Linked DNA regions of Homo sapiens: region 1 is linked to region 2. A link is a loop called in an ENCODE intact Hi-C map of the cell type or tissue named here. Cell type or tissue: endothelial cell of umbilical vein. All regions are shown on one strand.

Region 1 (2,500 bases), 100 kb before region 2:
GTCAGGAGTGTCCAGCACGTTTTCTGAAGATTCTTTTAATTTTTTGTTGGCCATCAAAGCACACCACCTTAGGTGAGAATTATTTGGATTTATCATTTAGGATCTAAGATACATTCATGGGTGACTGCATTCCATTTGTTGCTCTAGGATGAACCCAGAGATACTGGAGAGAAAGAGGAAAGATGAGGGAGGCTTAGGCACATTTCAGTAAATGGTTGCAGGTTAACTAATCTCATTAGACACCACCCGTCCTGATCAGCCGTTGTTTTTGCGTTCAAAGACTAATCGGTTAATCCTCCAAGCTTTGCCTGCCACTGTTGCTGTTTGATTTGAAGGGTCAAGGAATCCTTCAGATGATTACTAAACACTTGGAGTGCTCACCCATGTGGGTTGAGGAAAGTACTCCTGAGGCTGGGCCAGCTAAATCTCAGGCCAGGCCGACTTCTGGAGGTGTTGCCTGTGTGGAGTGCCTTTACCCATAAATGCAATGGCAGACACATACATTTATTTCGCAGATCAAAATTTCTTTTTTTTTGAGACAGTCTTGCTCTGTTACCCTAGCTGGAGTGCAGTGGCACGATCTCGACTCACTGCTACCTCCGCCTCCAGGGTTCAAGCTATTCTTCTGCCTCAGCCTCCCAAGTGGCTGGGACTATAGGCGAGCACCACCACGCCCGGCTAACGCCCGGCTAATTTTTTAATATTTTTAGTAGAGAGGGGGTTTCACCGTATTGGCCAGGCTGGCCTCGAACTCCTGACCTCGTGATCCGCCCGCCTTGGCCTCCCAAAGTGCTGGGATTACAGGTGTCAGCCACTTCGCCTGGCCTCTCAGATAGAAATTTCTAAAAAATCTGTAGGGAGAAAGTAGTGGGGTTTCAGTTTTGCATGTGGGAAAAACAAAAGGCTTGGGAGTTTAGCTGTAAAAGAAAGGACAGTTGCTGTTGTTGCTGGGACTTCAAGGCTGTTGTAAAAATTAGCTTGGTGCTGCATTTGCTGGCAAAGTGGCAAGCAAATTTTGAGTAATATTCTGGACTTCATGTATTGTATTGAACTGGATCTTTTAGAGAGGGGTCAGGGCAGCCCCTGGGCAGCCCGCTGCTGCTGGTTCATTCTAGTCTTCCTGTTCATCTGCAGTGAGGAAGTGGGTCACTCTTCCTCTGGGTCTGCACACCCTGCCTGCAGACTGCAGCTGTAGGGAACACACAGAATGAATGGTGGCCCAGGTGCTGGGGCTGTGGAGCTGTCACCATGGCCCTGTGTGAGTGCTGCTCTTGAAGACTGGCCCAGAACGAGTGATGTTAATAATTAATTCAGTCCACACATATGTACTGACTGCCCACCCTGTTGCAAATACTGTGTTAAGCACTGGAATATACATTGTTCACAAAACCAGAAGTGATCCAGGCCTTTCTGCAACTGACCATTCAGAGGACACTGTAAACAAATAGCCAATAGGTATCTCTTGACATGTGGTAATAAGAGACATGAAGACAAGGGGCCACAGCCTGATGATGGCAGGGGACGTGGAGTCATGGGTGATGTCTGTGGATTTAATTATGCAGCTTATTTTATTTATCAAAATGTATCCACATCTTTACTCTTTTATGGATAAGCCACTGGATTCCTTAACTCTTTATAATCATATCCCAAATCTGCGTAACTTAAAAATTGCATCCTATTTTCTCTTCCCAAGCACAGCCAAAGGTAATTAAAACCAGATGTGTTTGCATGAGAAAATGCGTGCAGAGCATCAAGAATGTAGATTGTGCTAAATTAATGTCGCCTTAACAAAGATAGCCAATGAGACTGACCTTTTTTTTTTTACTGAGTTCATGATGCCCATGGGTTAATTTTGTCACTAGCAGTCATTGTCTGGACCAAGTTTGTAGTCTAAACATGTGCAGTATGAAAGGTGAATGCTCTCACACAGTCACACTCCTAATAGGAAGACAACTCTCTTGTATCCTGAGCGGCATCCCCCTTGTGCCTTCTGTGGCTGAATTTGTGTTGTGGACTATAGCAGAGGGAAAACTTCCAATGCTAGAAATCTGAGTTTTAAAAATTAATTTAAAAATGTGTTCCTTATGGAATTGGGAGTGTATCTGCTGTCTCGGTTTGACAAACTAAGCTTTGACTTGTGTACAGTAACAAGAGTTTTCCTGGATTTAAAGTTGTTGTCCCCAGCATATCAAATGAGGTGACGTATATCAGATCCTGTGGTTGAGCCTCACAGTGCAGAAGGGCACCTGCTATGGGTCAGCAGCCCATTGAACAATGGAGTTTAAGACTTGCAGTTTTTGAGCTTTTCAATCACCTCTTTGCCAAAGACCAATGTGTCCATTGCTTGGCAGTTTGACATCTGGAGTCGTGTGGACAGGGGTCTACATCCAAAAGGCAGCGCCACTGGGGCTTAGTTTGTTCAGGTTTGTGTTCCTAGGCAGATGGAGGCTGTTTGTCTCAAATATAGCTGCTTTAAAAAAACAGGAGGGTTTATTGATCA
Region 2 (2,500 bases):
CTTTGATTTAGCGATGACATCTGGGGATCTTCCAAAAGAAAATCATCCTGAAAACAAACACAAAAAACAAATACTTTCTACACAAAGTTTCCATTTTAGTATAAAATAAAGCAAAAAATGAAGAACAACTTGGATATTATTAATAGTGTGGAGATTGCTAAATAAGCTATGGTATATAAATTAACTTAGTGTTATGCCACCAAATTAAAATGGTTTTTATGACCACGCAATGGCTCATGCTTGTAATCCTAGCACTTGAGGTCAGGAGTTCAAAATCAGCCTGGGAAACATGATGAGGCCCCATCTCTACAAAATATTAAAAAATTAGCCAAGCATGGTGGCATCTGCCTGTAATCCCAGGTGGAGCTGAGGCAGGAGCATTTCTTGAGCCTTGGAGTTGGAGGCTGCAGTGAACCATGATCATGCGGGTGCACTCTAGCTTGGGTGACAGAGTGAAGCCTGTCTCTTAAAAAAAAATAATAAAATAAAATGGTTTTTATGAAGACTAATTCAATAGAAAAGTGTTGGCTCTAAAAATGAAGCAGGATACCAGATGGCAAGTACACTAATATCACTGTATTTTTAAAAATCTTATAAATCTATGCACAGAGACAAGGCTGGAAGACAACTACCAGAGCATGACAGCTAGATTGTGGGTGCTTTAAAAAATTTTCTCTTTTTCTTTAATTTATACATTTCTTGTTTGTTATGTATATTTGTGTGTGTGTGTGTGTGTGTGTGTGTGTGTGTGTGTGTGTGTGTGTGTGAGAGTGAGACAGAGCCTCACCTTGTTGCCCAGGCTGGAGTGCAGTGGTGCGATCTCTGCTGGAAACTGGAAACTTTGGAGGGGACATTTTTTCAGGAATTCTTTTTCGCATTATGGATGCCACTGTTTCAGAGTTTCTTAAACCCAGAGTGTGATGAATGGAGGAGGAGAGTGCTCACAGGATGGCCTCACTCCACAGAGGACCGGATGCCCTTGTTGCTCAAGACTTCCTTCCCCCAGGCAGCTGCTACATGCTTGCATCCTCTGTGGCTCTTGCAATACAGAGGCAAGGCCCCTGATGAAACCCGGCGAGGTGTGGTCTGCCCTGGAGGACAGCAGCCAGTGTGGGGGGCAGTCCCTTCTCTCTGTCCCAAGGGAGGATACAGCTCCACTGTGGTCACTGGCTCTATGTGAGGGGGTGCATGCATCAGAGACAACAGATGAGAGGGCCCTTCAGTTGGCTTTTCTGCCTCCAGTTCTTTCTGTTCATGAGAGGAAAAGCTACTGGTAGACAGAACAATGTTAAATGTAATAAAAATAAGCAAGTTCCCTGGGTTTATGCAGTGCCAAATGTCAAGATGGTTGTATACAGGAGAAGACGTCCAAGACACGTCTTTTCCGAGTGTCCCAGAGCTCAGAACTCTGTGAGCACTTTGAGCTTCCCCAGACCTCTTTCTTCCCTGGGTGTGAGCCCTGCACAGTGCTCCGAAAAGAGCTGGGGTCCGTAAATACGGATGGCAAACAGCTCACCTGGGTTTCTCACATGGATTTGTTTTCTTGGGGGTCTCTGTATGGAAGCTTTTATCCCTTCCTAGGGGGCTATAGGAGTATTTTTGTTAAGATTCAATGGGTCATTTCCAAAGTAGTCATTTCTTTCTCCTCACACAAAAATGAACTGAATAAGAATAAGGATACAGTTTTCTAGTGAAAATTGGGGTCTTCCCTGCTCCTTGCCTCCAATCAAGTAAAAGCTTTTTAGAACAAACGGACTACAATATTCTGAAGTGATTTTGAATTTGGCCCCATATTTGACTCTGCGGTCCGATGAGGGACACGGGGTTAGTGGGCAGACACCATTGTTTGCACACACGAGACTGGGTACAGAGCCAGGCGTGATCATCCAGGATAACAGGGAGGAAAGAGAGGCCGATGAAGCCACTGATTTTTAAGAGCTTTCTTGGTGGAGTAATAGATTTTAGGGAGGGAGTTGCTCTGCCAAGTGCTCCAGCTTAAATGGAGCCACCTGTGGAAAGGAGCTGGCGGCACTGCTGTGGGAGTCCCTTGTCTTTGGGAGGGGTGTTTCACGGCCACCTGCCTTTCATCCCCACAGCTCACAGCAACTTACAGAATTTCCGACCGTCTCCTTGGAGACTTAGAGAAATGTGTGCTGAAGGTGAGGAGTCACTCAATCACTGGCAGCCAGGCGGAGGTGACTGATAGCAAAATGTGCTCTAGTTGTAGTGGGGCTTGCAGCTGGGTATCCTCTGTGGAATGCTTGCTGGCTCATGATAGATGAGTCACTTGTCTGTAGTGGTGGCCGGGGCTCTGGCCCAGACCCTTCTCTGTTTTCTTATGTGAGTGAAGGCTGTTGTATTGCATAGTGGGTGAACCACACCTGGGGATTCTAGACTTGGCACTGCCCTCTCTTCTTGTGGAACCATGGATCACCCATTTATCACCTCTGGGCCTCAGTTTTCTCACATGCAAAATCAGGGTTGAAGCCAGGCATGGTGG

What was found. Hi-C counts contacts between places; a loop is a spot of excess contacts. Peaks named below come from ENCODE experiments on the same cell type or tissue, not always from the same donor. Only the 100,000 strongest peaks of a DNase experiment are listed, where the experiment ranks them.
Region 1: it touches region 2 in a loop (5-fold over the local background); 11 of 110 quality-filtered maps call a loop at or near these places.

The regions. Positions count from the first base shown.
Region 1 is chr2:109,137,501-109,140,000 of GRCh38, forward strand. The region is part of intron 1 of SH3RF3 (SH3 domain containing ring finger 3); the gene reads left to right. It also overlaps a transcript of RANBP2 not described here. Among named protein-coding and RNA genes, the nearest start is that of MIR4265, 2.8 kb to the right of the region's middle. In endothelial cell of umbilical vein, no CTCF peak of the experiment used is centred here; a DNase peak (open chromatin) is centred at 1,141.
Region 2 is chr2:109,237,733-109,240,232 of GRCh38, forward strand. All of the region lies in intron 1 of SH3RF3 (SH3 domain containing ring finger 3), which reads left to right. It also overlaps a transcript of RANBP2 not described here. Among named protein-coding and RNA genes, the nearest start is that of MIR4266, 75 kb to the right of the region's middle. RefSeq lists enhancers at 829-1,018, 1,169-1,258, 1,299-1,388. In endothelial cell of umbilical vein, no CTCF peak of the experiment used is centred here; DNase peaks (open chromatin) are centred at 989 and 2,239; H3K27ac peaks cover 2,133 bases.